Linked DNA regions of Homo sapiens: region 1 is linked to region 2. Evidence: read pairs that join two places in POLR2A ChIA-PET (ENCODE). Cell type or tissue: OCI-LY7. All regions are shown on one strand. Each heading gives the region's core, and the rest is flanking DNA. Links, peaks and the distances in the headings are about the cores only.

What was found. ChIA-PET counts read pairs that join two places held together with the same protein. Peaks named below come from ENCODE experiments on the same cell type or tissue, not always from the same donor. Only the 100,000 strongest peaks of a DNase experiment are listed, where the experiment ranks them.
Region 1: POLR2A ChIA-PET joins it to region 2 with 7 read pairs; 3 of 35 experiments call an interaction of 5 or more read pairs at or near these places.

Annotation. Positions count from the first base shown.
Region 1 is chr1:180,200,932-180,206,315 of GRCh38, reverse strand. QSOX1 (quiescin sulfhydryl oxidase 1) reads right to left here. Exons shown (of 12, transcript NM_002826.5): 12 at 2,286-5,384. Among named protein-coding and RNA genes, the nearest start is that of LHX4, 27 kb to the left of the region's middle. In OCI-LY7, for the core only: no CTCF peak of the experiment used is centred there; no DNase peak of the experiment used is centred there.
Region 2 is chr1:179,963,840-179,969,223 of GRCh38, reverse strand. The region is part of intron 1 of CEP350 (centrosomal protein 350); the gene reads right to left. It also overlaps the pseudogene RPSAP16. Among named protein-coding and RNA genes, the nearest start is that of CEP350, 12 kb to the right of the region's middle. In OCI-LY7, for the core only: no CTCF peak of the experiment used is centred there; a DNase peak (open chromatin) is centred at 2,273.

The DNA of each region.
Region 1 (5,384 bases), core at 203-5,202, 240 kb before region 2:
CTGTGTTTGTGTCACTGCACTCCAGCCTGGGCAACAGAGCAAGAACCTGCCTAAAGGAAACAAGCCAAAAAAAAAAAATGCAGTTAGAGACACAGTGCAGGGAAATATTTCCCTCTTCCAAATCAACAGCACAAATGTGATGATAAATGGTAATTGCCCCTTGGCCTTCGTATTGGGAAGCAAAAGGGAGAGATGCGGACTATGGCCCTGGGTGAGGAAGGGGGCCCAGCTGACTCTTGCCCTGGGAATTGGGCCCATGTAGATATGTCTTCTGATTGGATTTGTAGATTGCTCCAAGTTCTAGTCAATATCTCTGATTATTTCCTTAGGATAGATTTTGAACACTAAAATAACTGAACCAATGGGCATAAACTTTTTAAGGTTGATACATATCATCATATTATTTCTCAGATATACTATACAGTATAATTGCATTATCACCTTTCCAGTACCAAACTGTACTGCTGCATACTATATAAAAATGATATCGCACTAATCTTTCACCTCTTTGATTATTGTTCAACAAGTAGAATACTGTTTCACGTAAGTATTGCTCTTTGTATATCTTCTTTTGTAAGCTGACGGTTCATATTCTTGGCTCATTAAAAGTGTTTAATTATATACTAATAAATATTTAATAAAGGTGAGAAAATACAGATAAATAAAAAGAAAAACAAACAGCCATAATCCCACCAGGGACCATTAACCACTATTAATGTTTTGGTGTCTTTATCCTAGTTTTCATCCATGCATTCAATATCCATAAATATATGTATTTTCTTTTTTAAAAAATAAGATTGGCCGGGTGCAGTGGCTCAGGCCTGTAATCTCAGCACTTTGGGAGGCTGAGGCGGGCAGATCACGAGATCAGGAGATTGAGACCATCCTGGCTAACACGGTAAAACCCTGTCTCTACTAAAAATACAAAAATTAGCCGGGCGTGGTGGCGGGCGCCTGTAGTCCCAGCTACTCAGGAGGCTGAGGTAGGAGAATGGCGAGAACCTGGGAGGCGGAGCTTGCAGTGAGCCGAGATCACGCCACTGCACTACAGCCTGTGTGACAGTGCGAGACTCCGTCTCAAAATAAATAAATAAAAAATAAATAAATAAAATAAGATCATACTATACAGAACTGTTTTTGTAACAATATTTTCCATTAACAGTGTGGTGTGAAAATAATTTCAGGATAAAAATATATACATTCAAATAATTTGTATTTATTTGTTATTGTTTAGAGACAGAGTCTCGCTCTGTGAAGTGGAGTGATCATCGGTCATTGCAGCCTTGAGCTTCTGGGCTCAAGCAGTCTTCTCACCTTGGCCTCCCAAAGTGCTGAGATTACAGGCATGAGCCAACACACCCAGCCCTCAAATCATTTTTAGATGTTATATTGTATTCCATTGTAATTGTGTACCAGAATTTACTCAATATCCCATTTTGGACTTTAGTTTAATCTTACTTTGATACTATAAATATTTATCATGTAGCAAATATTTACTAAATATTCTCAATTACTTCCTTAGGATAAATTCCAGAAATAGAATTGCTGGATTAAAGGTTATATATTTTCTTAAGGCTTTTAAAAGTATATTACCAATTACATTACATTATGAATTATCTATTTCCCAAAACTTGTATCAGTTTATACTACCACTAGCAGTATATGAGAGGACTGGGGCGGGGGCAGATTGTAGTTTCTTAAGATGGCTGCAACAGTATCTTCCATCTCACAGTGTTCCAGAACTCTGTCACACCCGTCAAAGGTGAAGCCCAAGGTTCCTCCCCTTGAACCTGTTCAGGCCTTTCTATCTGCATCCTGGGCGAGCCGTTACATCAACCTCAACCAACAGAAAATCGCAAAAGTCATGCTAGGTGGCTTCTGAGGCTAGCACATGAAAAGGCCACCCTGAAGGGCCCAGCCACCATGCCGTGAGGAAGTCTGAGCAGCCCATGGAGAGGCCCATGGGTAGAGGACTGGAGGCCCCTCCCACAGCCCCAGCTAAGCTTCCAGGCAGCAGCCAACACCAACTTGCCAAATGAACTGTGCCTAGATACCCTGCACGGAGCAGCCAGGAGCTGTTTTCTGCTGAGCTCTGATCATGTTACCAATTCATGAGCAAAATGAGTGACTGTTGTTTCAAACCATTAAGTCTGGGAGTGGCTGTCACATAGCAATGGATAACTGATACATCTCATTTCCCCTCACTCCAGCAACACTAGGTATCATCATCATCATCATCATCATTTCTTTGCCAATAGGTTAGCCAAAAAAAATTGCATCTCTCATTCAGTCTTTAGGCCCTTTATTTTCAGTAGGGATTTAGTGCTTTTATTATTTACAACAGAAGTTGTTAAAAACCAAAATTATAACAAATTTTAAAATCTTACTTGGCTTTTATGTATGATTCAGTAATTGGACAGCCCTCAGAACCCAGAACAGGTTCAAAGAACTTCAGGGCTGCAGTGTACTCAGAGAGAATTTAGGGACAGAAAACAGCAAGTGGGATATACAGTTTAACTGGATTGCCTTATCTGAATCTATTGACCACCTACAATTGACTAAAGCTCAGAGGCTGTAACTGACACTTAGCCACTTGTTATATGAATATACTCCTAACTAGTTTCATTTAGCATGAATGACTCCATATTGGTTTGGTCTGTTGGTTACATCATAGGAGCCTAGGCCAAATCAGTGGCCTCCTACAAATTTTATTGAATGGGCTTTAGTATCCTTTAATCCTATTTATTTTCCTTGCTATTTTTGCCTTCCAAAAGAAATATTTTATTACAAACATTCGAAAACATATTTAAGTGAAAGCCAGGACTAGGGCGAGGCTACTGAGACACTCACTGTCAGGGGCTCTGCAGTTGTGGGCCCCTGAGGTCAGGTGTCTCCTTAACTTTTGCATCCTGGCACCTCACTTGCCTTGCTCTAGTCCAAGCCCTGACTTAAGTTCATCCTAATGTTGCTTTCTAAATATAACTGCTATTCACAGTTCAGTGTGTATTTTTCTAGACTTTTTCTAGACAAACGTTAGCATATATATAACAATAGTAACTTATGTTTATAAAAATGTGTCCTTCTTGGGACATTTTATCAGGTCAATAAATGCAGACCTAGCTCATTCTTAAAATGGTGTGTTGCAGAAGAGTCACAGCCCTTTGTCATATTTACAGCATATATTTCCCCAGCTTTTAAATATGTAGCTTTACTTTATTTTTTTATTTTTATTTTTTTATTTTTTTGAGACAGAGTCTCGCTCTGTCCCCCAGGCTGGAGTGCAATGGCGCGATCTCAGCTCACTGCAACCTCCACCTCCCAGGTTCAAGTGATTCTCCTGCCTCAGCCTCCTGAGTAGCTGGGATTACAGATGTGTGCCACAATGCCTGTGTAATATTTTAGTAGAGATGGGGGTTTCACCATGTTGGCCAAGCTGGTCTCAAACTCCTGACCTCGTGATCCACCCACCTCGGCCTCCCAAAGTGCTAGGATTACAAGCGTGAGCCACCGTGCCTGGCCTTATTTCTTAAAAGTGACGTCAAGTAGATGGATTACTCACATCAGTTGCATTTTCCATTGTTTTCATGCTTTCAAAAACAGTGAAGTATTCAATTATATTTCCCCTTTTTTTTTTTTTTTTGCATTAGCTTACTAATCTACTGAGATGTATTTTGGTATATGGTATGAAGGTGAGATCTTACCTGAATTTTCCCCCAAATAATCACTATTCTCAACATCATTTGCTAAGCAATTCCTCCCTCCCCAGGGCAGAACTCTGTAACCATTGGAACCCGGGATGGTTAAGAACTTGATGGGGACATTGCAGAGCAGATTCAAACTAGGTAAAAATTTTAGCCCCTTCCAAATGTGAGCTGCTCTTCCGTGGTGGGCAGAGGTTCGCAGGTAGACACAGGTGAAAGGCATCAAAGCACTGCAGCAGGGGAGGCAGGAGGTTTAATAGGCAGCACCTGAAGCCCACTTTCCTATGGAAGAACATGCAGCCCCAGGAAAAGAGCTTTTGCTCTCTCAGTATAGAGACGACCAAGTCTTGCCAAAGCAGCAGCTGGAGCTACCAGCACTATCAGGAGGATCTCACCCTAGCCCTAGAGTCTGTAGATGTTCCCTGAGTCCTCCTCACCTAAGTAAGGTCAATGCCCCCATGGACTGCCCCTTAACTTTGTTCTCTCACATTGGCAAAGGTCTCCTCCTCTGCCTTGTGATTTCCAGACTCTCTTCCACTGTGACCCAGGCCTGGCACAAACCCCCTGGGCAGCAGTGCAACCTGGAGTGATGGGGCCAGTGAGGGTGGCCAGAGAGACTCAGCCGGCAGCTATGCAGTCCAACTGACCCTCGCCGAGGCCACTGGCTCCCACGGCCATTGGTGAGTGAGTTACAGGGAATTCTTCTGCAGGGCAGAGGCCAAGGCTGCGAGTGGGGCCTCCTCTGCAGCAAACAGTGAACTGTGTCACCGAGACCCCAGGAACTGGGGTCCCATGGCCCAGCCCCTCTCTATGGAGAAGACTGTGCTGCTGGGGCCAGGCAGAGGGCAGAGGCCCAGGGTGGGAGAGGAAGGGATGAGAGGGCAGCTTCTTACCCTCTTGGGTGTGAATGACCCTTGAGGGCAGCAGAGAAAGGGAAAGCAAGGGTCAGAGACAGGCCAGGTGTGACATCCAGGAGAAGCCAGGGCTCTGTCCTGCACAACAGCATGCCTGAGGAGGGACAAGGAGTCAGGTATGAAGATTAAATTGCTCCTCTTGAAGTTTGGTTTAGTTCTTAAAGCTAGGGGTGGGAATCCTATCGCCCTGCCCAAGGAGCACCTTTCAGAGGTGGTGGAGGGAGGGGTGAAAGGGGTGTTGAAGGGGAAGAGGAGGGATGCTGTGGAAGGATACTGGGCCCACCCTGGAGCTTCCTTGGCACCTGAGGGAGAATGAGGCAGTGATGGGGCTGCAGAGGCCTATGGGGCGCTCTGCCCCAAGACTGTCAGGCTGGTGTGAGTGAGCTCTCCCCTCTCACACCTGGCCCGGGATTCTATCAGGATATTGATCTTATAGGCTGTGATTTCCTCTGGCCAAGAATCCTTTCTCTGGAAGGCCCTGCAGGAAAAACCTCTCCTCTCCACTCTACATGTAGCTGGCAATACATGGATGGGAATCCCAGGAAGAGGGAGAGGAATTTAGCAGGGACCCGCAAACTAAGTCTGCGGCCCCAATTTCACAGACGAGCTGAGCCAAGGTCACGCCCAACGAACCTGGTTTCTTCCCCTCCTTCAAACGAGGCCTAAAAACAAGGACCCGAGACAGGGCACTTCAGCCTCGATGTAGGGAATGGAGCGAGAGCTCTAGAAAAGGCGGATTCCTTCAGGGTGTCCCCACTCCTTGACACCA
Region 2 (5,384 bases), core at 113-5,112:
GACTTCCCACGGGTGTTCACAGGAAATGGTGGCACACACACACAGAACTTCCCCGGCCAGCACCCACCATATCAAACCCACTGAGTGAGCTTCCTTATTGTTGCACGGGATGGCAATGTCCACACAGCGCAAAGGAGACTCTGTGTTACACAGAGCAATGGTAGGTAGGTTAACCTAAGATGCTTCAGTTTGAGGCTGGTGGTCAAACCACCACAAGCCATGGCTCCCGGAAGGCTGCCTGGATCTGGTTAGTGAAGGTTCCAGGAGTAAAGCAGTCAGCAATTGGAGTGGCTCCAGTGGCAGCAGCAAACTTCAACACAGCCTTCTGGCCAGTATTTCTGCAGAATATGACACTGACATCAGCGGGGTTTTCAAAGGTAACAATGGCACGAGCTGCCAGCAGAAGCTTCTTTCAGGTCCTCTTCAGATTTATGATGTAGATGCCATTACTTTTCCTTTTATAGATGTACTGTTCCATTTGGAAGTCAAGGCTGGTGCCATCTAAGTGGGTTCCTCCTGCAAGGAACTTAAGGACATCAAGGCCTCTGGATATTGTAAAAGTTTCCCTTTAAGTTACAATGGGAATCCAGAACAACACTGTATGCACCCCTCTCTGGGTAGCGTGGAAAGCAAGATAATTTTCAAAAGTCTCCTTCCACGTTCAATAACTTAGTCAACTGAGAGGCTGTTTAAGGAAATGGAAACAATTTTTCTTTCATTGGAAGCCTTTAATGACTCCTTAATGCAGTATACTTGCTTCCTCTTTATGAATCCATCCACAGAATGTTATCAATTCTCTTTACCCCTCTGTACTATTATTTACATATCTGTCTCTTACATAAAACTGCAGAGATGCAGAGATATTTTATTCCTCTTTTTTTTTTTTTTTTTGGAGACAGAGTCTTGCTCTTGTCATCCAGGCGGGAGTGCAGTGGCGCAATCTCGGCTCACTGCAACCTCTACCTCCCGGGATCAAGCGATTCTCTTGCCTCAGCCTCCCTAGTAGCTGGGATTACAGGCACATACCATCATGCCCAGCTAATTTTTATATTTTTAGTAGAGATGGGGTTTCGCCATGTTGGCCAGGCTGGTCTCGATCTCCTGACCTCAGGTGATGCACCCGCCTTGGCCTCCCAGAGTGCTGGGACTATAGGCCTGAGCCACAGCACCTGCTCTTATTCCTCTTTATATCCCTAGTTCACGCACAGTATATAGCCACATTGAGTGCTCCAGACCTGTTTGCCAAATGACAGTACCATTGATAAGTCTCAGAATCCAATTCTTAAATGCAAAAAGGCACAAATACACATATGAAGCCAGGTATTTCATATAACATGAAAAGGTTAGACATTCCTAAGCAGAAAATATCTTACACGGTAACACGTAAAAAAATAAGTATACGTGTGCATACATATTTTATATTTTAAAACAATCTCAAAATTAAAAATAAATTCTTTCATAAAATATTTTCACTTTTAAAATTTAGACATGAAATAATGAATGAAATGAAGCCAGCTGGGCCCGGTGGCTTACACCTGTAATACCAGCACTTTGGGAGGCCGAGGTGGGCGATCACCTGGGGTCAGGAGTTGGAGACCAGCCTGGCCAACATGGTGAAACCCCATCTCTATTAAAAATACAAAAATTGGCTGGACGTGGTGGTGCATGTCTGTAATCCCAGCTACTTGGGAGGCTAAGACAGGAGAACTGCTTGAACCCGGAAGGCGGAGGTTGCAGTGAGCCAAGATCACGCTACTGTACTCCCTCCTGGGCGACAGAGTGAGACTCAGTCTCAAAAAAAGAAAAGAAATGAAACATTAAGTTATAGCCAGTGCTATTACTATTACTTATCACTGATTTTTAGATATAGTTTTTAAAAAGGAGGGTGCCACAATTCCAGAAACAACTTCTACAAGCCCACTAACAACAACAAAAACTATAAATGGCTTTTTAAAAAAATCACCAAAACCCAAACTAATCAAAGATAAATCAGATTTTCTTTGGAAAAATATCCTTCTATTTGTACAAAGGTCTTCTTTACATCATTATTGCTCTATAACATTTAATAACTTATCATACAAAAATAGAGCAACTGTACACATTTTCAGAGATGATCTATTGTATAAAGTATAGTCTAAGAAGCCTCTCTGAACCTATTCTGGTTTGGAAGCTGGCTGATTTATGAACTCTTCTTTGCTCAATCAAATTCTGTTAAATTTAATTTGTCTAAGGTTTTTAATTTTAATAGATGGTGTCAGAAGTGGGATCCAAACTAAAGCTTCTAGCAACTCCCAGGAACACCAAGTGACAAAGCAAGGTACCCACTGGACTCATTTTGTCCACTGCTCTCTCAAAGCAACTGGAGATTGTGGGTAAGTTCTCTCTCAGATTCTGAAGCTCCATCAGTGTGCATTTGAGCTATCAGAGTTTGAGCAAATTTCTGATCCAAACTAGGTTTGGAAGTTACAACAGAAATTGGACTGGGTCCAGGATCCAACTGTATCTAACTGTCTTGGATCTAGTTAGAGGCCTCATATGTCTGGCTGGTTTAGACAGAAATTAGTATAAATGATAATACTGAAGGGGGTACCAATTTCAGCTTTCAGAAATTTGCATAGATTTTTGTGTTCTAGCCCCCTTTGTTTATTTTTCTTGCATGCTTAGGGAGGGAAAAATCATTGGCTAAGTTGATCAAAGGGATCCAAGGACCAAAGCTGCTATTCAAGGTAAAAATGGGATCCTTAATTTCTGAAGACCTGAGTACTACACCTTCCAGCTTATACATGCATTATTATTAGGCCTCAGAAGCAGCAAATGCTTACAAAAATGATGAAATCTTACTAAAGGTAATTTAAAATCACAACGGTACATTCCAAATGAACACTGCACTTTAAGAAGTACATTTGAAAATGAGGGCTCCCAAATCAGTCTCATCTAGGGATGCCTGTTGGTGTGCAGAAGCTTCTAAAAAGATTTCAATATTTTTATTGCTTTTTATAAAAAGACTCTTTATAGAAGGCAAATAAAAAGCTTAAGCAACTAATTGTTAAGAAAAATTAAATCTGCTAATCTTTCAGCTCCGTTACTACTCTTCCCTGAAGGTGAAAAGAAAGTTATCCTAGATAGCGTTTATAAAAGGTAGGTTGCCAGGTAAAGTAAGCTTCCTCCTTTTTCAGATCTATTTTTGCTGAGTCCAGGTACAGAGAAGGCTTTCTTTGCCCTATTCCTTAATGGGCTCCATCCTGAACTTAGTAATTTCAGCTAAGAAATAGTAGCTAGGTTAAAAAGATCACCTGTAGGCCGAGCACAGTGGCTCATGCCTGTAATCCCAGCACTTTGGAAGGCCAAGGAAAGTGGATCACCTGAGGTCAGGAGTTCAAGACCAGCCTGGCCAACATGGTGAAACCCCGTCTCTACTAAAAGTACAAAAAAAAAATTAGCCAGGTGTGGTGGCGGGCACCTGTAATCCCAGCTATTCAATAGGCTGAGACAGGAGTATCGCCTGAACCCAGGAGGCGGAGGTTGCAGTAAGCCGAGATTGCACAACTGCACTCCAGCCTAGGTGACAAGAGTAAGACTCTATCTCAAAAAAAAAAAAAAAAAAAAAAGAAAAGAAAAAGAAAAAAGATCACTTGTCCAATTAAAATAAACCTTTCTGGCATTTAGCTGGCTATTCTGAAATCCTTCTGTAAAAGAAATTTACATCTATAAAGGAGATTTCCATTTGTAAATGTATGTGCCTATATACATTAGAAACAGAACGTCAAAGCATAAAACTAACAAAGAAACTCTGGACTTAGACACTTGACCAAACGGACCTAACAGACTTCTACAGAATACTGTACCCAAAAATCACAGAATATACACTCTCATCTGCACATGGAACATTCTCTAAGATGGACCACAAGCTCAGTCATAAAGCAAGTCTCAATACATTCTTAAAAAATGAAATCATGTCAAGCATATTATCAGACTACAGTAGAATAAAATTAGAAATCAATACCAAAAGGAACTCTCAAAACCACAAATACATGGAAACTAAACAACTTGCTCCTAACTAACTTGGTTAAACAACAAATTAAGGCAGAAATAAAAAAATTCTTTGAAACAAATGAAAATAGAGAAACAAACATACCAAAACCTCTGGGATACAGCAAAAGCAATGTTAAGGAGAAAGTTTACAGCACTAAATGCCTACATCAAAAAGACAGTAAGATATCAAATTGACAACTTAAAGTTGAACTTAAAGGAACCAGAAAAAGAACAAACTAAACCCAAAGCTAGCAGAAAAAAAAGAAGTAACTAAGATCAGAGCAGAACTAAATTAATTGAGACCAAAACAAACAAACAAACAAACAACAACAAAAAAAACATACAAAGGATCAACAGAACAAAGTTAGTTCTTTGAAGGGATAAGCAAGATAGATAAACCTCTAAGTAAATTAAAAAAAAAAAAAGTGAGAAGATCCTAAGAAGCATAATCAGAAATGACAAAGGTGACAGAACTCATACTACAAAAATACAAAAGAGCCTCAGAGACTACTATGAACATCTTTATGTGCACAAACTAGAAAAACCAGAGGAAATGGATAAATTCTTGGAAACACACAACCTCCCAAGATTGAACAAGGAAGAAACTGAAATCCTGAACAGATCATAACAATTTACAAAATTGAATCAGTTATAAAAACAAATCTACAAACCAAAAAAAGACCAGGATCAGATGCATTCACAGCCAAATTATACCAGACAAACAAAGAAGAGCTGGTATCAATCTTACTGAAACTACTCCAAAAAATCAAGATCACACTGAATGGACAAAAGTTAGAAGCATCCCCTCTATGAACTGAAAAAAGACAAGGATGTGCACTCTTACGACTCCTATTCAACATAATACTTTCCATCCTACCCATAGGAATCAGGCAGAAAATTAAAATTTAAAAAAAGGCATCCATATAGGAAAAGAGAAACTCAAATTATCTCTGTTCAACCCTAAGGAGTCCTTCAAAAAACTCCTAGACCTAAGAAAAAGACTTCAGTAAAGTTTCAGGATGCAAAATCAACTTACAACAGTCAGTGGCATTTCTATATGCCAATAATGTTCAAGCTGAGAACCAAATCAAAAATGCAATCCCATCTATAATAGCCACATGAAAAATAAAATACCCAGGAATAAATTTAACCAGGGAGGTGAAAGATTTCTACAAGGAGAACTACAAAACACTGATGAAGGAAATAACAGATGACACAAACAAATGGAAAAACATTCCATGCTCATGGATTGGAAGAATCAAAATTTAAATGACCATACTGCCCAAAACAATCCAAAAATTCTATTCCCATCAAATTAGCAACATCATTTTTCACAAATTAGAAAAAACAAT